Regions from separate parts of the Mus musculus genome. Here regions 1, 3, 4 and 5 are each linked to region 2. Evidence: chromatin loops called from intact Hi-C (ENCODE). Cell type or tissue: heart. All regions are shown on one strand.

What was found. Hi-C counts contacts between places; a loop is a spot of excess contacts. Peaks named below come from ENCODE experiments on the same cell type or tissue, not always from the same donor. Only the 100,000 strongest peaks of a DNase experiment are listed, where the experiment ranks them.
Region 1: a loop joins it to region 2, with 6 times the contacts of the local background. A loop is called at or near these places in 22 of 42 quality-filtered maps.
Region 3: a loop joins it to region 2, with 3 times the contacts of the local background. A loop is called at or near these places in 11 of 42 quality-filtered maps.
Region 4: it touches region 2 in a loop (2.8-fold over the local background); 11 of 42 quality-filtered maps call a loop at or near these places.
Region 5: it touches region 2 in a loop (3-fold over the local background); 4 of 42 quality-filtered maps call a loop at or near these places.

The regions. Positions count from the first base shown.
Region 1 is chr8:34,177,960-34,182,959 of GRCm38, forward strand. No RefSeq gene overlaps it. Among named protein-coding and RNA genes, the nearest start is that of Gm33638, 7.3 kb to the left of the region's middle. In heart, a CTCF peak has its summit at 2,119 (motif pointing right); no DNase peak of the experiment used is centred here; H3K27me3 peaks cover 754 bases.
Region 2 is chr8:34,482,564-34,487,563 of GRCm38, forward strand. Gm46038 (a long non-coding RNA gene) reads left to right here. Exons shown (of 3, transcript XR_001778545.1): 3 at 4,916-5,000. Among named protein-coding and RNA genes, the nearest start is that of Gm40489, 3.9 kb to the right of the region's middle. In heart, a CTCF peak has its summit at 2,557 (motif pointing right); no DNase peak of the experiment used is centred here; H3K27ac peaks cover 418 bases.
Region 3 is chr8:34,212,734-34,217,733 of GRCm38, forward strand. Gm29243 (predicted gene 29243) reads left to right here and starts at 4,097. Exons shown (of 4, transcript NR_166073.1): 1 at 4,097-4,223. In heart, a CTCF peak has its summit at 2,672 (motif pointing right); DNase peaks (open chromatin) are centred at 3,148, 3,458 and 4,048; H3K4me3 peaks cover 1,186 bases; H3K27ac peaks cover 1,364 bases.
Region 4 is chr8:34,201,099-34,206,098 of GRCm38, forward strand. No RefSeq gene overlaps it. Among named protein-coding and RNA genes, the nearest start is that of Gm29243, 13 kb to the right of the region's middle. In heart, a CTCF peak has its summit at 3,039 (motif pointing right); no DNase peak of the experiment used is centred here.
Region 5 is chr8:35,459,916-35,464,915 of GRCm38, forward strand. No RefSeq gene overlaps it. Among named protein-coding and RNA genes, the nearest start is that of Gm34853, 26 kb to the left of the region's middle. In heart, a CTCF peak has its summit at 2,398; no DNase peak of the experiment used is centred here.

The DNA.
Region 1 (5,000 bases), 300 kb before region 2:
CCTCCTCCTCCTCCTCCTCCTCCTTCTTCTTCTTCTCCTTCATCCTGTTCTTCTTCTTCTTACCATAAGTGGTCTTCTCACTAGTTCACACACTGTTGAGCTGTATTAAAAACTGAATTTTCTGTGACCTTACATAGTTTAGTGATTTTAAGTATTATATACATATTCCATAAGAAGTAAAAGTAATACAAGTTTTTTTCCCCTGTAGAAAATTCAAATAATTCAGAAGAATATCAAAGGAGAGGAAAACTTGGTGTGTCCCACTCCCTCCATTGCATCTTCCCCTTCAGCTCTGGGGACGGCCTCTCTACTTAGAAGCAAGAGGTTTCTTTGGTTAGAACTCATGCCTTCCAAACAGTTTTCATAGCAAATTTGTCTATGTCTTTCACATCATCATAGCATAATTCTAATCTGTGTATACCTTTATTGAGAGATGCTGTCTATATTTTTTATTTCTCCAATTTTTAGCAATGTAGATAGATTTTGGACACATGTTTATGCCATGGCCACTCCAGACAACGGTGTCAGATGAGTGCAGTTTTTGTTTGTTTTTGTTTTTTTCGAGACAGGGTTGCTCTGTATAGCCCTGGCTGTCCTGGAACTCATGCTATAGATCAGGCTGGCCATGAACTCAGAAATCCACCTGCCTATGTCTCCCAAATGCTGGAATTTAAGGCACGTGCCATCACTGCCTGGCCAGATGAGTGCAGTTTATATCTTCAGTGTATGTGCTGCTTGGGTTTGTAGAATATTGAGATCCATGCCGAAATGTGGACTCAGGACGTGACTGTCGGAAGACCTGCCACCTGGACACAGTCTTCCAACTTTCTGCATGGGTGGGTAACTGAGTCACGATGAAGTCCATCTTTGTCTCAGTAAGACAGCCTCCATGCTCTTCAGGGAATAAATCTAGGGTGAATAGGCAGCCATTGCTTTGGGGGGAGCCCATAACAGGGCTTTAATAAGTGGCTTCAGGAACACCCTTGCTTACAGTCTGTAGAGATCAAAGGTTGCCCAAGAGGGAGGAAGGGGGTTCTCTAGGATATCCAACAGGCTAACAGAAGGAAATGCACCTACGTTTCTCAGAAACCGTTTGGGTTCACGAATGCTGCCTTTGGGATGTTGAGGCACCTTTTACAAGAGGAAGGGGAGGATGGTGTCATGGTTAGGGTTACATCACCAAAAGCAACTCAGCGGAGAAAGGGCTTATTTAGTGTATACTTCCGCAGCACCGTTTATCATTGGAAGAAGCTAGGACCGGAGCTCAAGCAGGGCAGGAACCGGGAGGCAGGAGCTGATGCAGAGCAGGGCAGCACACATGGTGCTGGAACGGTAGCTGAAGGCTAGATCCTGGATTGTAGACTGAGAAAGAGGGAGAGAGGGAAGGAGGGAAGAAGGGAGAGAGAGAGAGAGAGAGAGAGAGAGAGAGAGAGAGAGAGAGAGAGAGAATGTGTGTGTGCAGTTTGTGTGACTGTGAGTCTGTGTGTGTGCTTGTTATGAACACAGGAGAGATTTAGGTTGTTGATATCACTGCTAATAACTGTCTGTCTGTCTGTCTTCCTTTTTTTTTTCTTTCTTGATGTTGCTGGGACCTGAACCCAGGGTCTTGCCTGTGGCAAGCATTTGTTTCAGTACTGAGTCACACACACACATACATTCAGACTTCACTACTCGCTTTTATAGCTATAGTGATTGTCATACATTAATCAATGGGTAGGGCAGTGCCTGGTTTCCATGTTATACAGTTGTTCATAATATCACCTATCGAAAATTGGAGTGCTAGAGAGATGGCTCAGCGGTTAAGGGCACTTTCTGTTCTTGCAGAAGACCCAGGTTCAGTTCCCAACACCTATATGGTGTCTTACAACAATCTGCAACTCCAGTTTCAGGAGATCCAATAACATCTTCTGACTCCTGTGGGCATCAGACATGCATATGGTACACAGTCATGCATGCAAGTAAAACACTCATACACATAAAAGAAAAATAATATGTCTTAAGAAGAAAAAGTTGTGATAAAGCAACTCATGGTAGAAAGAAAACCCACATTTGAAAACGTGTATTTCTTTGAGGCATTGGCTATCCTGGTTTCTAAGCTCATGTTTTTCTTGTGCCACTAGAGGGCAGCAATGGTCCATTTTGCAAAGTAGTACTTCCTACTGCAGGACAGTGTAATCCCTTTAACTACATTTATTTATTTCTATCTTAAACTGTTAATGTACATCAGGTTATGCTGTTGTAGACTTTCTAGGTAGATAATTTTTTTGCAGACTGTTATGAGCGATAAGTTATTTCTTCTAAAGTTACTTTTTATACAAAAAGTTCTCTGACATGGTAATAGGGGTAACATCTGCTATAAATGATGTGTGTTTGTGGTGTGTGCCCGCTTTCTTTAGGCCACATGTTGACACTGAGAGCTATCGTCAATCGATTTCCACTTTAATTTTTGAGGCAGGTTCTCTTACTGAATCTGGGACTTAAGTATTTGGCTAGGTAAGCTGGCCAGTAAAGTCCAGGGCTCCTCCTGCCTTTGCCTCCCCAGCACTGGGACTGAAGGTGGGTACACTTGCGTTTGACTTTTATGCAGGTCTGGGGATCTAGACTTAAGTTCTTTCTTTCTCTCTCTCTCTTTCTTTCTTTCTTTCTTTCTTTCTTTCTTCCTTTCTTAAGATTTATTTATTTATTATATGTAAATACACTGTAGCTGTCTTCAGATGCACCAGAAGACAGCATTAGATCCTATTATGGATGATTGTGAGCCACCATGTGGTTCCTGGGATTTGAACTCAGGACCTTCAGAAGAGCAGTCAGTGCTCTTAACCACTGAGCCATCTTTCCAGCCCCCTAGACTCAGGTTTTCATGCTGTGAGATAAACACTTTATTGACTGAGCCATCTCCCTAATCCCTAGTTTTACACTTTCAGTCATATGGGATCTGACTCTTTCCCAAATATCAAAATATATGTGTATTTGGAGTCTTTCTCAACTCTTCTGTTACTGTCTAAGCTGTCCCCGGTCACTTCAGTCCTGTGTCCTCTGACAGACAACTTGCATGAGTTAGGTCAGGTCATGCTACGCTGCAGCACAAGCCTTCCCATGTCTCCCCAGCTTGGTCACCAGGTGGCTCACACTAAGTGCTCAGTGCTAAATGGGGCATCAATCACTTCTCCAAAGCTCATGGAACCTCAGGAAGAAGGGGCAGAAAGTCTGTCTGAGCCAGAGGATGGGGAGGAGGGATGTGAAACGCTGCTGTAGGGGTGCACACAGCTATTGTACTTTTGAACTCATGATAACTATGGTTACGGGGACATGATCAAGTCAACAAGACCAGCCAGCATCCTGGCAGGCAGCACTTATAGCACTCAATGGTTGTGAAGGGGGATAGGCACACATTGAGAGGGCGTGGGGTGTGTGGGAGAGACTCTGCCGGTTCCTGGAGGAAGTGGGGGGGGGGATAGGGGGTATTTGTGGGGAGGAGGTGTGTAGACTCCTAGGAGGAGTGGATAGGGGGGTGTTATGGGACATATGATAAAGATGCATTGTTTACATGCAGAAGGTTGTGAAAGGATGAAAAAAAATCATGTTCTATTAGAAATTACAACTCTCTATTTACGCCTTAGGTCTTTCTCACCTTATTGGAGTTTTCTCATAACACTACATCTTTATATTGTATTATTCACTGGCATGTAAGATGTGCAAGGCCAGGGTGTTTTATTTTGTTTTTGTCTGTATTGTTCTGTATTCACATCACTCAAATGATTCTTGTCTCACGGTCCGCATTCAGTAAATACATCCTAAATGAATGAGTGGCCAACTAACCACATATCATTTTCCTTTTCCACAACAGCTGACTGCATATTCTGTTTAGGTAGACAAGAGGACGATGTGGATTGCAGATAGGACTTCTGTGGTTCTTCAAAAACCATAAACAGATTGCTAATATTGCTTAGTGTATTGTCATTAGAATTGGAATTATACATACAATGGTAAACCACTGGTTTTCAATGTGTGATATTATGTTCCCTGCAGAGGCAGCAGACCTCTACATTTTGGGTGGACAGAATCAGTTTTGGATGCTGAGACTAATGTCATACATACACAAGAAATATGAAAACCTGTTTTATGACCACAGTGGGGTCTCTAGTGAGACCTGAGACTAGATAGACCGGACCTAGGGGAAAACCAAATCCTTTTGTTCTATTAATGAAACAGCAATATAGTGACTCCTAAGGCAGTCTGCTATATTTGTTGATGTATATTATAAAGCCAAGGATATGTTTTATACAGTGTGGTATGGTGTGGTGGTGGGGGCATCTCTCTCCCGAGGAACCAGCCATATGATGGGTCTAGATAAAATAGAGTTTATTTGGGGAGCATAGGAAGGAGAGTTGAGGAGGGAGTAGAGGTAGACAAAGAGAAGGGACAAGGAAGGAGAGAGAGAGAGAGAGAGAGAGAGAGAGAGAGAGAGAGAGAGAGAGAGAGAGGGAGGAGGGGGAGAGGGAGAGGGAGAGAGAGAGGAACATGTGGAGGAGGGGGGAAGGGGAGAGAGAGAGAAAGGGTCAGAGAGTCAGAGAGCAAAGAAAGGCCAAGCAGCCCTTTTTATAGCAAGCCCGGCCTACCTAGCTGTTGCTAGGTAATTGTTGGGTGGAGCCTAGAAGGAATGCTGACATTCTTCCATTTTGGTTTAGTTAAAAAATGAGAAACTAGGAAGAGGTTGATGGTGAAGCAGGAATAGGGTCATTGTGATCTTTTGCTACTTCCTGCTAACTTTGGGGTGACGTGTCTCTGGAACACCTAAGAAAATGGAGATGGGGATGTTGGTCCAGTCTTAGAAGAGTTGGCTGTTTCCTTGCTGTCCAGGGTCTGTGGGACCATCTGTGGGTAGGGAGGAGCAGGTCCAGTAGAAACATCTGTGTCTCTGAGAGTAGGTTGAGCATCTGTGGGTTGCTTCTCTGGAGCTGTCCTGGATGTAGATGTTGAGTAAGTGCCTGGACTTGGCA
Region 2 (5,000 bases):
TTTGCACTCTGTTATGCTTACAGACAGGAGCCTAGCATAACTGTCTTCTGAGAGGCTCCACCCAGCAGCTGGCCAAAACAGATGCAGAGACCCAGAGCCAAACATTAGATGGAGCTCAGAGAGTCTTGTGGAAGAGTTGTGGGAAGGATTGAAGGATCCAAGGGGGACAGGAACTCCACAGGAAGACCAACAGAGTCAACTAACCTAGACCCTTGGGCTCCCAGAGACTGACCTACCAACCAAAGAGCAAACATGGGCTGGACGTAGGTCCCCCAAATATATGTAGCAAATGTACAGCTTGGTCTTCAAGTGGGTCCCACCCAACAACTTGGAGTTGGGGGCTTATCTGTTACCTTATTCTGTTGCCTGCATGTGGATCTCATTCCGCTAGTTGAGCTGCCTCATTTGGCCTCAGTGAGAGAGGATGTGCCTAGTCCTGAAGTGACTTGATGAGACAGGGTGGGTTGGTACCCATTGGAGGCTTACCCCTTCTCAGAGAAGGGGAAGGAAAGGGCTGTGTGAGGGGGAGTGGGAGGAGAGAGGGGGCTGCAATTAGGATGTAAAATAAATAAATAAATAAATTAAAGGGAATAAAAGAGAACCTGTTCCCTTCTTTTCCACTGGGGGTTGGGGTTTGGGGAGACTCATTCTGTGGCCAAAGGTAGAATTTGAACATACAATTCTGGACCATATTCAAGGATGTAAAGCTGGAAGAAGCAACCGTAGTGTGTACCAGGTGAGTGTGGAGCCTCTTCTTAAAGGGCCCTCGGGGCAGGCTGCCTGTGAAGGAAGCAGAGCACAGATGTTGGAATCCTCCCTAAAACACAGCTTGGCTTCCTTCGAGCCTTCTAATTAGAGATGGCAGCCTTCCCACCCTCTGCAGTCAGTCTCACTTCTCACACAGACCCTTGACTTGGGTGTTCTCCTTCCCAGTCATCAGCTGGGGCAGCCCTCAGACAATGAGCAGTTTTCATAGTGATCCTAAGATGACATTCATATAGAGGTAAGTCCATAGACAGAGGCAGCTTAGGCGAGAATAGTAAGGAGTCTGTCTAGGATGCCCTCTTTTTCTTCCTTTACACCTTTGATGCCCTGCGATTAATGAATTTATACTGGGATGAATGAATCTGCTAGAATGAAGAGAGGGTCTATTTTTAGTTCCAACTGAGATGAATAAGTAAGAGTCACATGGATCACTACATTAAGAAAGACAAAAAGAGCTGCCCATGAACTCTGTCATTGATTATTAATGCCTGCCAGGGAAATGTATTTACCATCTTCTCTACTTGTCATGAGTTATTAGGGGCAGAAATTGTGCCTTATTTAGTGTCGGATACTAGGGCAAAGGAAGCTGAGGTGTCCCAAACTCTGGGCACCGTGTGCTGCTACTAAAGAACTTTGAAGAACAAACCTGTAAGCACAGATTGCAGCCTTGTACTACAGAAGGGCAGGGGGGGATGGATAAGTGTCCAGGGATTTTGCAAGCAAGTTGATTTACTGTTGGCACCTTGAATTTGAATATAACTTACACTACAGAAGGTTCTGCCCACATTCAGAATCAAATATTAGACAATAACCAGAATGACACTGAATGTGTACCTGCTCCTGGGTCCTCTGTGCCCAGGTAGGCGCTGTGCACAGCAGTGTCTGAGGACCACAGCACTTGGTGGAGAGGTGAGAGGATCTCTTGAGGTTATTAGCCAGTCAGCTCAGCTGAAGCAGTGAACCCCAGGTTCTGTGGAAAGCCCTGTCTCAAAAGATAAAGTAGAGAGCAATAGAAGAAGCCGTCTGATGTTGACCGTTGACCTCTGCACACACATGCACACATGTAGCACACACACACACACACACACTGGCAGAGAGGGGGAAGAAGGGAGGGAGAGAGAGAGAGAGATTGAGATCAAGCGCAAGCAAGAAGAAGTATGGTCTTGCCTGTCGCCTGGCCTGGCTTGCTTTCTATTGCTGTGATAAAAACCACACCCAAGGGCAACTTGGGAAGGAAAAGGTTAACTGCACCTTACATTTTACTCTCTATTCCTGAGAAAACCCAGGGCAGGAAACTTTAGGCAGGAACTGAGGCCATGGGGGCAATGCCACTTACTGGCTTTCTGTCTCATGGCTTGCTTAGCCTGTGCTCTTATACAACCCAGGACCACCTGCTGGGCCTTCCCATATCATTCATGAATCAGGAGAATACACGGCACACTTGCCTACAGGCAAGCTGAAGGGAGCGTATTCCCAGATGAGGTTCCTCTTCCCAAATAACTCTCACTTGTGTCAAGTTGACAAGCTAACTAGGACATGATCCATTTTACTTTGTCTAGGCCTATTCTCAACCACCATCTTTTTCTTAATCCTTTCCCCCACATGGTCGGTACCCTTCATGGAAACACAACATCCACCTTCTTTTTGTTATTCCTAATAAAGCATCTATCTTGTGATAGACCCTTAAGCCATGCATGTCTTTGGGAAGAGAATTATAGAAGTCTCCCAAATGAGAGTCCTAGTTAATAGGTTGTAACGCTGGGGCCTGCTGGCTACCACTGGATTGGATTTACCTCCACTAGGGGGCACTCTTCTCCTTAAATGTCAAAAACTCCAGTTTAACTAGAACTATATACTGCAGTGGTAACAATAGAAATATGGATTTCCCTTTAGAAATAGCTGCTACTGAGCAGAGCTTTGGAAAGGAAATAGATCATGAAGGCTATAGCATCTGCGAAGAAAACATTTGGCTATCGCAGCACATTTACTCACTACTGTGGACATACCAGTTGACAGTGTCTCCTGTGGGTTGTGCTACCGTGAAGCCCTAGGTATTGTCTAAATTTTGTTTTAAATTCAATTTGGAGTCGTGCGATCCAATTCAACCATGGGACTAGCTTCTTTAGGATCAATCCCAGAAAGATGGCAGTCAATGGTCCCAAGCCTTTGTTATGCAAGCAATGCTGGGCTGTGAAACAGATTGTCCAGCTCACAGGGCTAAGAGGGAAGAGAGTCAATCCTTGCATATGTAGCTTCCTTTTCAAATATCACACACACACACACACACACACACACACACACACACACACACACACTCACACACACACTCTCCCGTGCTCACATCAGAGGTCAGCCTCGCCTACCGATGTGTATCTGACTGCTGGCAGGCTAGCTGGCCTTAGAGCTCCCAGAGATTTCTCCTGTCTCCACCACCCATGCCACCACAGCAGCACTGAGATTCCAGATGCGTGCTACCGAGTCTGCTTTAGGTTTGTTTGATAGAGCAAATGCTATCCAGTGAATCACTTCTCTAGTTCCTACCATAATTAAAACAAAACAAACAAACAAACAAACAAACAAAAAAAACCCCAACATCTTCAGATACTGCATTTGAAGCGAATGATGTTCACCGGGCCTTTGAAACTTGCACCGTCATGACTAGGTGATGATGGAGGAGTCAGAAAGAGGTACTGTCTCACCTGCCAGAGACTGTAGACATCCTAGATTTCAACACTTCAAGGCCAAGTTACTCCTCCATGTCTTTACTTCCCTTTCTTGAAGAATTAGCTCATGCCTGACTTAAAAATAGCATGGCGCCAGCTATCCTATAAGCGTTACCTTATTCTCAGTCACCGCCCCCTTCCTCCCGGCGGTATTATCCCCATCCCCATTTTACAGAAAGGGAACCCGAGAGCCCTGTCAGGAACCTCTGTCAGGGATTTCCCTGAGATTGTACAGCTGATATAGGACTGGTTTGGAGAGGGCCTGAAGCTCTCTGGTTTTGAGACACAGAACAGGGTCTTTATTGATCAATATGCACCGAGAGCCTTCTGTGGACCACAGAGGCCTTGCTGGCTCCAAAGGTTGAGTTTTCATTTCAAGCCACGGAGAAGGTCTGAGGAGAAAACGGTGAAGGAAAAATAACACATTTGAGAAGTAGCACGCTGTGAGAGGGAACATGAAGGCCAGTCCCTTCTTACCCACACACTGCGAGGCATTTGAAGCAGGTTGTTTTGAAATCTCTCTAAGCTTGTTTCCTGAAGTAAAAAACAAACCCTAAACGTTGAGATGAGCCCCAACCCAAGGGTGCTCACGTGCTTCACCCTAGAGCCACAAGCCCTGAAACTGCCAGTCTTTTTCTCTGCTGGGGCAGGGTCACTTGTTCCCCGGGCCTGTGTCAGCATCTCTTTTCCCATCTGAGTTTCTGGTCATTCATTTCCCTTCCTCGTGCTCTTCAATGCTGAAGCCCTTTCCTGTTACCACCCAGAGGGTGAATGGAGGCAGAGCGGAGAGAGGCTCTAATGGAGCTTTCTGAACCGCTGTCTGTGGCATGCTCAGTGTCCGTGTCTTCCATAGGGGCGCCTCAGTGTGGGAACGCAATTCAGAACCAGCCAGTATAATCAGTAGAGACAATGGAGAGTGCCACCCACATCACAGCGAGTCGCTGAATGTATACCGCGGTTGCTATCAACCTTTCAATCAAAGCAAAACAATGTCTTTCTAGACAGAAGAGAGGACCCTCTCTAAATCAGATGGCAAAGGGGTTTGTGCCAGCCTAGTGGAAGCCCTTCAGGTTCCAGCGCTGGGTCCCTTCCCAGCAGAAGTGCATTGTTAGAGATGAACAATTGTGTGCATAAAGAGAAGGTCCCATCTTGGTGTTTGGAGGGGGTGGGAGCAGGGCACTAAAAAGACTCATTTGAACCAGGAGAGTGTGGAAATCATTTTTGTTCAGCGGCGCTGCAATTCCCGCTTTTCCCTTTTTGTTGGAAAGGCTGAAGTAAAACGCCTGGCTTAACCCACTCTACCCCCAACCACAACAGAATAGCTGTTTAACAGGGAGCACCTCTCAATTGCTTACACACACACACACACACACACACACACACACACTCCTTCACTATCTAACATCTCAATCACTAAAAATCAACAGGAAACATTTCAAGACCTCAATGGACAGCGGAACGACACGGGAAAAAGGAATGAGCCATAAAGGAGAGAACACAAAGGGCAAAGAA
Region 3 (5,000 bases), 270 kb before region 2:
CATGACCAAGGCAACTCTCATAAGGACAACATTTAATTGGGGCTGGTTCACGGGGTCAGAGGTTCAGTCCAGTATCAAGGTGGGAACATGGCAGCATCTAGGCAGGTATGGTGCAGAAGGAGCTTAGAGGTCTACATCTTCATCTGAAGGTTGTTAGGAGAATACTGACTTCTAGACAGCTAGGATGAGGGTCTTAAAGCCCATACCCACAGTGACACACCTTCTCCAAGGCCACACCGCCAAATAGTGCCACTCCCTGGGCCAAGGATATTCAAACCACTACGGTATGGGAGCCTTCCATAAATTTCTCTAAATCTTGCTCATCTAAATCTTGAGGCTTCCAGTTCCTCACTGTCATCTGTTGCACCCATCCCATTGCTCTGAGAGATGGCCAGAGGCAGGAATATTACTCCTATCTAGGAAGATCTAGGTTAAAGAAGCCAGAACATTTCAAGGGTATGTAACAGTGGTAGAAACAGAAAGAGGCCTGTGTGTGACTCGTAAGTTGCTTAAGCTTATGGGGAAACTCACTCAGTTTCTGCCAAGGAAGCCTTTGTATGTCATTGGAAGGAGGTGGTGGGAGCTATGTAAGATGGAGCCTGGTAGGAAGACATTTGCTTCTTCTTTCTGTCTTTATGTGCTTCCTAGACATCACAATGCTATACTTTTCTGCTGTGATGCTTTGCCTTAAGCTTCTCCTTGAGTTGTTCCAGGTCAGAACAATGGGAGAGCAAGTAACATTTATTTGCCTCCATTCCCTCCTGGGGTCATCTCCATCTTCTGGGACTCAACTCCTCAGGTCCAAATTTCTTCCTCCTGCCTTGTTCCACCTTACAAGTTGAATCTTCATTCCTTAGCTAGTGGTACTATTTTGAAAGACTGTAGAACTGGTAGGAGGTGAGGGTGTAGCTGATAGAACAAGCTCACGAAGGGGCTCTTGCCGATATGAACTGTACTGCTCCGTGATACGTTCTACGTCATGATGGCTTGAGCCCTCTGAAGCTGTGAGCCAAGATAGATCCTTCCTTCTGTAAGTGTCTCAGTCAGATATTGGCAGAGCAATGCAAGAGTGATCTGCCCATTAGCAAGCTGCTCTGTAGACAGCCACTTTGTTCTGGCTACTCTGCCTCTGCTTGTGAGAACACTTCTGGGAAACTGGATAAGTTGCTGAGACTGGAAGAGCATCCCCTGGTCATGAATACAAAGAATAAACAAAGCAGAGGCCTATGAAATTCCATCTCTCTGAAATCACACACACACACACACACACACACACACACACACACACACACAGAGTGTGCATATATGTATTCTGTATATATGCCAGTGGTGTGTGTGTAGGTCAAAGGACAACTTGTGGGAATTGGATTTTCCTTCTACCATGAGGCTCAAACTCAGGCCTCCAGGCTTGACTGCAAGAGCTTTTATGCACCAAGCCGTCTCACAGGCCCAATTCCAGCTTTCTTACCCCCAAGGTCCATTACCATAGAAAGTTCTGAAGTCCAGGAAGTTTACAAAAACCAAGAACAAACCATAAGCTTCAACAATATGGAACATATTAAATTGATTTTTGAACTTTTTGGTTAAGAGGATGCGCACACAGTTCTGGTGGTGGCTATTAGCTTTGTCCTCTGATTTATTCACAACTTTTTACTCATCTGATGCTCCTATGATTCATCTACCATTCATATAATCCATGGTGCTTCTGAAAATTTTCCTGTTATTGTACACTTACTGTGCTTTATTCTTAACTAATAGCATCCTTGGCATTGGAAATACAAGCTTTGAAATGATCATATGGAACTCCACTTGGCATCTCAGAGCCACTTAGTTACTTAGCTTGGCTTTGGAAGGGCCTTACAGACAGGAAAGCTTTGTTCCAGCTTAGATATGTATTAACAAGCAATTTGAGACAAAACAGAGCAGCTACAAAAACATAGATAACAAAAAAGACGTACCCCCAAACCCTAATCAAGCCCCCACTGGAACGCAGCTGTCATTACAACATCTTCCAAACTAGTTGGGTTTTGCACGTGTCCACACAGTAGACTCTGTACTGTCAGACTTGAAAGCTACTTCTTGATATTTAAATATATGATTATGTTACTTTTCAGTTACAATGATGCCAGCAGAGTACAAAGCCTCCCCGCCTCCCCTGCCCACACCTCTGCCAGTGGGGTCTCACCTATACACCAGGCTGGCCTTGAACTCTTCAACTTCCAACCACAGCCTCGATGTTTTCTACAACTTCAGTGCCATCGAAACTAGTTTAATGATGTAAGATGTAGTTCTATTCCATGGCTAAACCCAGATACTAACTGCTGTTGGGGAGTGTATAAGTGACTGAATCTTCCTTTAAAAAACCATATTCATTCCAGAGCTCCCGACCCCCGACTTCCCTGCCAAGACAGGCTTTCTTTATGTAGCCTCAGTTGTCCTGGAACTTGCTCTGTAGATCAGGCTGGCCTCGAACTGCCTCTGCCTCCCGAGTGCTGCGATTAAAAGCATGCACTATACTTTCTAGCCCCGGTACTTTCAAAGGGACTTGTGAAGCTTAGGTCAATGAAGCAAAAACTGCAGCTGCTCCGGAGAGGCAACCTTCGGTATAATCACATAGATCCTCCCATTATTTTTATTGGGCTTGTGGGCTGTAGCCAGAGTTCAGGCTTCAACTGAACACTAGAGGGTACTCCTGGCTGCAGAATAGTTTTGCCCTTTCTTTTCTTTTTTCTTTTTTTCTCCCCCTTTTTCCCTAGCATTGTCTCAGGGAAACTGAAGGCCGCACCAGTACGTGTGGCTTAATGAAAGTCGCTTTCCTGAGTCCCTGGCAGGATGCTCCCGGAGGCTCTGAAATGCAAAGAGATGCTGATGGATACCCAGCTGGAGAGAGACTCCTGCCTTTCCCTTTGCTTCTGGGAATGCACTACACTGCTCCGGTGTTTTCAAGAACGTACATAGCAAAGGTGCATCCATTGGAGGATATGCTGAAATAAAAACAAACGAAACCCCAGGCAGCCCTCCGAGCAGAATCTGGGCGGTACACCCTCTAGGGTTGCTCAGCTCCAGCCCTTGATATTTGGTGATCTTTGCATCAGTTTGGATTGTAATGGGGGCTAGCTCCTGAGGGAACCAATTGAAGCTTGGCATGGCAAGCAGGAATAAACACAGAGGCTCTCCCTGGGGTAGGGATGGAAAGAGAAAGAGCCGGAAACTTCCCGGGTGCCCCTGGAGCCAGGACTGACCATCCTACAGGAAGCAAGGAAGCCACGTGGCTCTTTTCAAAAAAAAAAAAAAAAAAAAAACCACAACCCGATTAGAGCAATGTTTGTCCTCAATCTAGGTAGCCTGCTTCTCAGAGGAGCTCAGAAGTCGTGATCTCATTAGCCCTGAAGGCAGCTCTGTGAAGAGAGCTCTCTTGGTGACACCTTGTTTCCTGACAGGAAACCAAATCCCCCAAAAGCGAAGGCGGGGAGGCAGAGCCACGCGTGGTCTTATGTAACAAGCTGACTGTGTGGCGTCCTTACCAGGCTGTCTGTGGCTTCAGAGAGGCTCTGAGCGCCACATGCTTTAACCCCTATGGCCTCCAAAGTCTAAAACCTTTTTTCAATGCTGTCTGCCAATTTCTCTGGGTTCTATTCTCAAACACAACAAGGGCAGCTCCTTTATAAAAATCTCACCGAAGCTGGTATATCACCCTTTCCTCGACAAGCCACGGTCTGAAGTAAACTTCCTGCCTGCGTCTTTCAACAGCAGGAAATAGGGTTCTTTTTAACAGAAAAAGATTTCAAAGAATGCTAGAAATCTAGCAGTTGATGTGAACTTTGGTTTGGGCAAAAATAGGACGATTACACTGAAAAACTTTACAAGCAAAAGTTATTAGAGACCATTAGACGTAAACTTGCAACTATCCAAAGCAAGTATTTCTAATATATGCACAGAGAAATGTCTAGATGTTTGGTAATCTTAATGAAACTGACACCCATAGACTCATAGGGAGGGGCACTATGAGGAGGCGTGGCCTTGTCGGAAGAGGCGTGGCCTTGTCGGAGGAAGTGTGTCACAAGGAGTGGACTTGAGGTTTCAGAGGCTAAAGCCCAGTGTTGTGCTCTCTTCCTGCTGCCTGAGGATCTGGATGAGAACTCTCAGCCACCTCTCCAGCACCGTGCCTGCCTGCTTGCCACCATGCTTCTCACCATGATGACAATGGACTAAAACTCTGAACTGTAAGCCAGTCGCCAATGAAATGTTTTCCCTTGTAAGAGTTGCCATGGTCATGGTGTCTCTATGTAGCAACAGAAATCCTTAATAACTTAAGCAGTAACCTTAGGAAGTTCATGGTGTTTGTCTGGAGGATAGAGGAAATCCATTTTTATTTTCCTCTCCATCTTTCTTTAACATTTTCTTTTTACAATAAGTGAAATAGGAGTTTTGATAACAGAGAAAAAGAGCTTTATTAATTTCTTACCTTTCCTGTGTCCTTACATTGGCCAGCTCCTTAGCAAGTCCATGTCATCTTCTGCCTCCACATCTTTACCAATATGTGAGTCATTCTGAGTCATGAGTGATCAACTGCTGCTATGTTTTAGTGCCCCTGCCCCCAAAGTGTAGGTATCAGAGGAGATCTTGAATAAGTAAAGCCCAGAGTGAAGGTTTATTTTGACATGGGCACGGCTTGTTAGGGACTCCAAGCCCAATTGGCCTGTGGGGAATTGGTAAAGCTGATGGCCCAGACTCAGGAGGAACCGCAAAGCTCTCCTTGAGAGTCCGAGTATGAGTGTGCAGAGACTAGCAATGGTGGCTTCCTGCTCCTGCATATTTATCGCTTGTTATTGCTGCCTACAGAGATCTACTGCTGGGTCCGGCTAACCCCTCCTCCTGGTGCATATAATAAACATGAGGTTCTGGGTAGGAGCAGTTAGAAAACCTAACCTGGTCTCAGCTTCAGTATATGTGTGTGCACGCCTGTGTGTGTGTTTGTGTGCACACGCGCATGCGTGAGT
Region 4 (5,000 bases), 280 kb before region 2:
AAACCTATATTGATTTTTACCCCCTCCTGAGGTAGAATGAGGGAAGAATATTGTCCTGCAGTCAGGCCTCTGGTTTGACTAGTTGTGATCAATGGGCAGTGTGTGAAATCAATTTGAGTCACTTCTGGATATTTAGCTGCCAGGGTGGAATACCCTGTTGCTAAGATGTCTAGACACAGACTTGCTGGGCTGAGTCTCAGTCTGCATCTTTAACTATTTGGTGTTCAGCTTTATTCTCCAAAATGGGTGCAGTAATTCTTTTCTTTCACCAATGTGATATAATGGTACTATTTGTCCACATCACTGACAAATTAAAACTTAAACATTTTTGTTTTTGTTTTGTTTTGATTTTTTTTTTGAGATACGGTTTCACTATGTAGCTGTCTTGGAGCTCACTCTGTAGCCCAGGCTGGCCTCAAACACACAGAGATACACCTGCCTCTGCCTCTGCCTCTCAAGCGCTGGGATCCAAGATGCGTGCTACCACCACCTTGCTAGTATTTTACAATAAAGTAGTTGTAAAATACTGCTCACCTGTTTTGGGAGTGAGCATAATTTTGCATTTCTGTGACTAGTTGTGAAATTGGCAAGTCAATTGTAGTTATTGGCTTTTTGGGCTCTAACTTCTAGAAATAGTTTGGTTTCTGTCAGGATAACACTTTGGTTGTTGATTTTCTACAGCTCAGTAATTAATTGTTCATGTTCAGAATACTGCTTTCAGAAAACAACACCAGAAAAGCTACATTTCCCGACTCCCTTGCAGCTAGGATGTACCAAATAAATCTAGCTTCTTTCAATCACACTGTGTCCTTATAACATTTAATTTGTAAGTGAGCAACATGGGCAGCATCCTTAGAGTGAGGGTCAGTGGCTGTAGCAAATAGTTCTTATCCTCTTAACACACAGGTGCAAGCAATATACATTTGTCTGTAATTCATGTCAGAATCTGATGTGAGATGTCCTGATGGGTCACTGTTCCATATGCTCACTTTGGGACTTAGACATTCTTCTTTTAAACTGAAATCTGTAGTTCTGTTTTATTGTAGATCCTCAGAGATAATGGAAAGAATCAAGAAAGGGACACTTGTAGAACATTGATAATGAGCCTTTCTCTCGCAGGAAGGAAAGTACTTTTCTTCTAGCATTTTTGTGCTGCCTGGATCAGAAATGTTTCACTAGCTGCAAGGGAGTCTGGATCAGTGCCATTCCTGCCTGTAGGCTACAAGTACCGGCTGCTGTGTCAGCTGTTTCACTTCTCCATTGCACCTAGACCAGGCTGTCATCAATTACTTCTGATAATGGGCTGTTTTCTCTTCTGTTGGTTTGTCCTTTGGTCCTGCATGTCTAACCTTTGAGATTGGGCCTGGAGAAGAATATCTTTGCTGGCATAGACACTACTGTCTGAGTAGCAGCCTGCATGTTCCGCTTATATTAAGAGCAAGCTCAGACTCACATTAGCATAAAAGTAAGCCTTCAGCAAATCCATTTTACAAGTTTCAAGCCCAACAACATCTCTTCCTAAACTAGACCAGAATGAAGCAAATATTTGTAATTCTTATGCAGTTGAGGTAGGACATTTTTGTTGATTCTTTGACTAAACAGCAGCCTATTTGAAATGTTATTGTTGCCACCAATGATAATGGCGTGGTACTGACAATGGAGCACAAACTTAAGAAAAAATGTTGTCATTGCACTTCTGTGTAAGGGGCTCAGACAGACAGCAGGAATCCCATCTTTGCTTCTGGGGCACAAACAAAGCATCAGGGATCATGGCTGTGGCTGTCACAAGTGGAATGCTTGCCTGGGATGCTTTGAGACCCAGGCTTAATCCCCAGCATTGCATAGACTAGGCATAGCAGTATGTACCTGTAGTCCTAGGGTTTTGCAGGCTGAGGCAGGAGGATTAGAAGGTCAAAGTTCTCCTTAGTTACTGTGGTGGTTTGAATAGGTATGGGCCCCCCCCCATTGACTCATGTGTGTGAATGATTGACCCACAGGGAGGGGCACTATTAGGAGGTATGGCCTTGTTGGAGTAGGTGTGACTTTGTTGGAGGAAGTGTGTCATTATGGGGGTGAGCTTGGAGTTCTCCTATGCTCTAGTTACGTTCAATGTGGCAGTCTCCTGCTGCATGCAGATTAAGATTTAGAACTTTCAGCTTCTTCTCCAGCACCATGTCTACCTGCACACTGACACGCTTCCTGCCATGATGATAATGGACTAAATCTCTGAAATGTAAGTCAGTCCTATTGAAATGCTTTCCTTTTTAAGAGTTGCCATGATCATGGTATCTCTTCATAGCAATAAAACCCAAACTAAGACAGCTACATAGACTGGGTTACATGAAACTGTATACCAAAAAGAAAAACAAAGACAAAACCATGGGACTGGCGCTGCATATTCCTGGGTTCAAGAAAAAGCAAAGGTGGAAGGTTCAGGACAGAATAATTGTAACTTGTAGTTGAAGCTCTTCAGAATCAATTCTTCACTTTTTGGTTCATATTTGATCTAAATCTTACCAAGAGGTGAACAACCTCATATTGACTGCACTTTCCTATTTCATCCCAAGGAAGTTGTTTAATTTTGTTGAATTTCAATTTATTCATAAGTATCCTCCCAGTCACTGCTTTTGCAATGTGGTTCCCTCCTTCCCTTACAGATTTTCACAGATTCTCCTTTTCCTCTTCCTCCTCCTCCTCCTTCTTCTCCTTCCTCAGCTGTATTTATTTATTTTATGTATATGAGTACACTGTAGCTGTACAGATGGTTGAGAGCCATCATGTGGTTGCTGGGAATTGAACTCAGGACCTCTGCTCACTCCGGCCCAAAGATTTATTTATTATAAATTATTAATACACTGTAGCTGTCTTGAGACACACCAGAAGAGGGCGTCAGATCTCATTACGGATGGTTGTGAGCCACCATGTGGTTGCTGGGATTTGAACTCAGGCCCTTCAGAAGAGCAGCCATGCTCTTAACCGCTGAGTCATCACCCCAGCCCCACAGATTCTTCTTATTCTTGGCTGCTTTCATTGTTCTCCACCAGATGGCTCCAGTCTGCCTGTGAAAACCCACATCCACAGCTTCCTTCCTATGGAGCGGGGACTGCGATGGCTGATTCCTTCTCTCGGTGCAAACGGATGGATTCCTTTCTGCACCACTTTAAACAAAGCCATTTCACATGTTTGGAAACATCTTCTTTCTCCTGTGTTCTTTGGTGTGCTCCTTTCATTTAACTAGACACCCACACACAAACAGTCCAGTTGTTTATTCACTTATTTTATGGTGGTACTATATTCCCTGATATGGGCTGTAGCCAGGCTTGGTGTCCCCAAAGATGGCCACTGGTGTAGTGAGAAGCAGGGTGCAGACATACAGAGCTGTTTCTTAGATAAAGACATTCTTTATCCTCATGGGGAACTGCTGTGAAAGCCAGTGACCCATGTTGTTGCACTGTCTTGGAGAATTCTGCATATCATGCTGAAACTGTAAGTGAAGGAAATATCAAGCCAAGTTTGAATCTTTAGTTTGGAAATCATTAAGTACAAACTGGCTTTATGATTTGGTTCAATTCAACCCATAGTCTTCACCATGCCATCGAAACCATCTTCATAGTATAAACATATCTGTGTATGTGGATATACCTAGTGATTAGCTATTGACTTGCATTGTCTTCAGCTGTGGACTCAACTTGAAATACTCAAGGGTGTGTTCCCATGTTCCCTCCAGGAGATGGGCTGTTCTTGAAGAATGAGATCCACTGGTGGTGGTGTTTGCTGTTAGAAGAATGTCTGGTGGGCTGGAGAGACGACTCCGTGGTTAAGAGCACTGACTGCTCTTCAGAGGTTCTGAGTTCCATTTTGCAGCAACCACATGGTGGCTCACAACCATCTGTAATGGGATCTGACGCCCTCTTCTGGTGTGTCTGAAGACAGTGACAGTGTACTCACATATGTAAAATAAATACATCTTGAAAAGAAGGACTATTTGACAATGTTATAATCTGACTATGAAATGTTCCCCGAAGGCTCCTTGTTGAACACTTGATCCCCTGGTAGGGGCACTATGTGGGGGAAGTCATGGAATCTACTAAGTGGAGCCCTTGTGGAAGAAGTAGGCTGTGGAGAGCCGTGCAGCGAGCAATCGCCATTATAAGATGGCGCTGGCCTCCGCTGTGCCTAACTAGTAAACAAGCCTTGTACGCAGGTGCGAGAGTGAACTCACTCCTAGTCACTCCCATTCTCGGGGTGTAATAGTGGGGTGATGGGCGAGCAACGAATCAGGAGCTGTCACGCCATATCAGGTGCTGAAACGTCACGCTATGGGTTATAAAAGCTGCACCATTTTCCCGGTTCAGGGTCTTCCTGAAGAAGTAAGCAATAAAGCTTTTGCCACGGAAGATTCCGGTTTGTTGCGTCTTTCTTGCCGGTCGAGTGGGACACAATAGTAGGCCAGTTGGGGTTTTGTCTCTGAAGGATGCTCCAGGTCCCCAGACCCTATCCCTATGCTTCCTGCCAACCATGACGTGACGAGATCTTCCTCCATACACTCTGCAGCCATGATGTTTGTCTCTTTTCGGGCCTTGAGTAATGCAGCCAGCTGACTACGGATTAGAACTTCTGAATCAGGAACTCAAACAAACCCTTTTCTGAGATGTTTCTCTGTGGTATTTATTCACAGTAATGAAAATCTCACTGACATGGGTCACATGAGCAAAGAGAGTGTCTGGAGACGGGACAAAAAGGTACTCATCCAGTAGATTTCCCATCATCATGGGGTGCTGTACTGGCTGGTTTTGTGTCAACTTGACACAGCTGGAGTTATCACAGAGAAAGGAGCTTCAGTTGGGGAAATGCCTCCATGAGATACAACTGTAAGGCATTTTCTCAATTAGTGATCAAGGGGGAAAGGCCCCTTGTGGGTGGGACTATCTCTGGGCTGGTAGTCTTGGTTCTATAAGAGAGCAGGCTGAGCAAGCCAGGGGGAGCAAGCCAGTAAATAA
Region 5 (5,000 bases), 980 kb after region 2:
CCCCATAAAATTCTTAGAACAATGACTAAATCAGTACCTTTGGACCATCAAAACTATATTCTGGTGGTTTATTTTCATTGTCACATGGAACACTTTTCTAGACTATCAAAATTTCCATGATGAACTGAATAAAATCTACACACATAACATTTCTGAATCATACTATAAAACATTTACCCCCACTACAAATACCGGTTTACTTATTACTCTCACAACATTATTACCATCTACTAGCAGAAAACAAATGAGGCCAGCTGCCAGGTCAGCTTGCTTCTTCTGGTGTCACACAGCATTCATTTACGTCCTGATTCTTCCAAACATCTCAGTTCAACACATACTTTTACGGAAAGAAAAGGGCCCATCTACTTGCGTATACATGACAATTTCATCCAAAGCACTGACTCGTTACAGCTTAGAGAAGCAAAACACTGAATCTTATCTGGTAAATCTACCCAGGTTTAATCCTCATTGCTTTGTATAACTTCTTTAAAAAGATTAAAACTTTACATGGATGAGTGTTTTGTCTGCATGTATATATGTGTCCATACCCTGTGCTTGGAACCTTAGAAGGTCAGAAAAGGGCATTGAGTACCCTGGACCTGGAGTAATCTATAGTTGTGAACCTCATGTAAACCCTGAGACTCAAAACCAGGTCCTCTGCAGAAGTACTCTTAGCTCCTGCTCCTTTGAATCACCTTTGTATGACAATCTATATTGCTTGATGGTTTTCAGGTCTTTAGAATTCACAAGTCACCTTTTCTGGCAAGAATCAGACTGATTTGGTTGAGTTAATGATAGGTATTTCCTTTGATCTTGTTATATGATGGGTATTTGTCATACATAATATCAGTACTATATAGTATTGAAAAATAATTTGAAGCCCTAAGAATCAGTAGGTCCAATTAATATGCACTTAAGCATTGGTACAACTGTTTGGGTTTGTATTCTCAGATATATAATGCTACATAACAAATACTTCTAACAGTCATATAACCTACAGCTAATTGTTTTCAACGAGACCAAGAAGCTAGCCATGATTAGCTGATGACTTTTTAAAACCCAAGTTTTGTAGGTAGATCACAATGTAATCTTTGGCATGGGATTTAAGAAACTGAATAAACCAGTCTTTAGAGCTACTTCCATTCCGCCTCCTTTATGTAGGGGCTACACTCACACTTCTATGGACACAAGCTTTAATAAGTAGTCATAGACTATCAGGTGCTCGTTCATGGATATCGCTTAGTGGTAGAATGCTTGACTGTAGTTACACACGAGACCCTGAGTCCAGTCCCCAGAATCACCCCAAAAAGGATTATTCCACATTTTACATTACCTTAACATCAAAAACTTTTAAGTACCTCTGTGGCTTTCAAGCACAGAAGTATGCAGTGAAATACAAGGACAGGATCAACTGACCCAATGGGAAGGGCTCCTGGCCTCCAGCCCGGCCACCATCAGACACAGGAGCTGAGCCCTAGTGACAGCCACAGTACAGAGACTCCTTGGGACTTCCCAAGGGGAGGGAATGGTCCACTTCTGTTTCACTGCTTTTACCCCTTGTAGGACAGCATAATGTGAAACTTTTCCTTCATTTGCACCAATATGATACTACATTCACATCAATCTTTTGAGCCCAACATGGGCATTTTAGTGGTTTTACTGTATTAGAAGATCTTGAAAGGACAGCTGAAATAACTTGTAATTGAAGAAAAAAGATGAAATACTTTAAAAATCTTTTTTCATTTGGGGGCTTATGCGTACATCTGTGCAAATGAATACAGTTGTCCATGAAAGTCAGAAGTGGTGTCAGATCCCTTAAGGTAGATTATGGTCATTTTACATTGTAAAATGGTTGCTACCCTTAACCACTAAGCCATTTCTCCAGCCCCTCTCCATTTATTTTCTATATGGATATGTTATTAACTTCTATAGCATTTAGAGTGTATCTCCCATAAACAATGATGACTATTTTAAAATGTATCTATACTAAGGCAAATAGTCTATCTACTGACAACAACAAACCAGGGAAACTTAATGTGCAATGGAACCAGGTGTGGCGGCTTACACGGTTAATCCCATCACTACCAAGAGACAGAGGCAGGTGGATTTCCAGAAAGTCCAAGGCTATTCTGATCTACATAGCAAGTTCCAGGCCAGTCAGGACTGCATAGTGAGATCCTGTCTCAAATCAAACCAAAATAAAAATGTGCAGTGGAATTAGCTTCCTTCTAAATTTTCAAAAAGTATTTATGTAAATAAAAAGTTGAAGAATTACTGCTTTAAAACAGTAGGCAATGAATGACCTTTTCAAGGTCAAAATACTTGGAGAGTTGTTCAAATTAGCAGCGCAGAGACAGACTAGGCATGGATTTAGCATTTGCTTGCTTCTTCTGTCACCTAGAGAGAAAGCCAAGTATTGACAGGATTAAACATTTCTGACGTTGAGAGTCATAGGAACAAGAACATGGAACCTAGCCAGGTAGCCATTCTTTCTTCAGATTAATTAGGATATAAGCCACCAACATTTCCAGGAATATATTTCACCATGCCTGTTTTCAAGGATACATTGTATGTTAGAGTCTGAGGACACAATATGCAAGAACCTACATGGACGAAATCGTGAACATGAAACTTGGCGGCACCAATGGTGCAGAAAATACACCAGAAGACATTTCCAAAGTCAGGGTAGGCCCCTAAGGCTAGGCTCAAAGCCAGTTCTTAAAAGCAAAGCAAGGGGCTGGAGAGATGGCTCATTGGTTAAGAGTACTGTCTGTTCTTCCAGAGGTCCTGAGTTCAATCCCCAGTAACCACATGGTGGCTCACAACCATCTGTAATGGGTTCCGATGCCCTCTTCTGGTGTGTCTGAAGATAGCTTCAGTGTATTTATATTCATAAAATAAATATGTAAGTCTTTAGTAAAGAAAAAGCCAAAGCAAGAGACCAAGCTTGATGGACTACTTTCTGGGGACAAAAGTAGGAGTGTGTCAGGATTAGTCCAGGGCAGATAGCTGCTTTCAAACCTAGAAAACATAAGAAAGAAGACTGGAGGGTCTAAATGCCAGAGGCTTGACTTTTATCTTGTGAAAAATGTAAGCTCCGGGACAGTGCGAGCAACACTTTAGACAACTGTATGAAAGGAACCGGTAGGGACAGTGTCTCCTAGTTAGCTTCATCTGTCGGCTTATCCCAACCCAGTTATGAGGGATTACCAATGGGGAAAATGCCTCAACAGACTGGCCTGTAGGCATCTGAGGCACTGCCTCCATTGGTAACTGATGTAAGAGGGTGCAGCCCACTGTGGGCAATGCTACCATTAGGCAGCTTTCCTCAAGCTCCATGCCTCTGCTTTAGTTCCTGCACTGCCTCCTAAGATAAATACCTCCCCCACTGGCTTTGGCAGTGGTATTTATCACAGCAACATTGAAATCAAACCAGAACACAGCACTGGTTTGAACAAATAGCCCATAGCTCATGTCTTGGAAACATCACAAATGCCTATGTTGATGGCACTGAGAGGTAGAGCCTTTGAGAGGTAACTGAGGTCTCATGAGGTAAAAAGGATGGGTCCTCATGACAAAATTAGTAGCTTTATGGATAGAGAGATGGAAGCTAGTGTGCTCTTACATTTTCTTGCTACCATTTTCTCTACATCATTGTTGACACAGCAAGAAGGCCCTTACCAAATGTACTACTTAGGCACTGGCCTTTCCAGCCTTCAAAACATGGAGAAGTTAACCTGTTCTCCATGGAGGCCCGGTGTGTGGCTGTGTCAACATCATAGAAGGGACTAAGATAGTGAGACAAAGGCCAATTAAACTTAGAGGTGGTTGAGGATGTGCTATGCTAAGGATGTATCCTAGAGAAGGCAAGTAAAACCAGAAGTCCTGATAGTAAGTATTTCAGGACTAAAGTGAAGTGGTCTCACTGTCAAAGATAAATCAATGAAGAAAATAAACCCAAGTTCAAAAGAGTAGTGATTAAGCATGCAAGAACAGCCCTTAGCTCAGGACAGCAACATTGCATAGCAAGCTTACAGACTTACCTTGTTCTCTTGATCAATCAGGAAAGGACTTGTATCGAAATTGTTATTAATCATATTGCACGAGGGACAAAGAGTGGAGCAGAGACTGAAGGAAAGGCCATCCAGAGACTTCCCCACCTGGGGATCCATCCCATATGCAGACACCAAACTCAGACACTGTTGCTGATACCAATAAGTGCTTGCTGACAGGAACCTGGTACAGCTGTCCCGAGAGGCTCTGCCAGAGCCTAACAAATACAGTTTACTATTGAACTGAGCATGGGGACCCCAGTGGAGGAGTTATGGGAAGGACTGAAGGGGTTTGCAACCCCATAGGAAGGACAACAATATCAACCAACCAGAACCCCCCTTCCCCCGCGCAGAGCTCCCAAGGACTAAACCACCAACCAAGGAGTACCCAACCATGGAGGGACCCATGGCTCCAGCTGCATATGTAGCAGAGGATGGCCTTATCTGGCATCAATGGGAGGGGAAACCCTTGGTCCTGTGGAGGATTGATGCCCTAGCAGAGGGGAATTCTAGGGCAGTGAGGCAGGAGTGGGTGGGTGAGCATTCTCATAGAAGCAGGGGGAGGGGAGTGGGACAGGGGATTTGCAGAGGGGAAACAGGGAAGGGGATAACATTTGAAATGTAAATACAATAACCAATAAAAATAAATTAAATAAATAAAAACAGCAGCTTACTTGTAATTCTAGTTCCAGTGAATCTAATGGGTCTTTCTGGCATCTGAGGGCACTCCAAAGCAATCTTTTAGAAAAGAAATGTATTTGACTAGAACGTAAGCAGACACCTTCCCCCAACAATACTGCATATAGCTTTTCCCACAGCATTTACCTGGGTGTTTAGAAGATGAAGTATCTAGAGATGACTTCAAGTATAAGAAAAGTGCAGACCCTATGGCACTGACAGCAGGCTGTGGAGTCCTGGCAACTAGGTATTCACAGGGATGACGGTTCC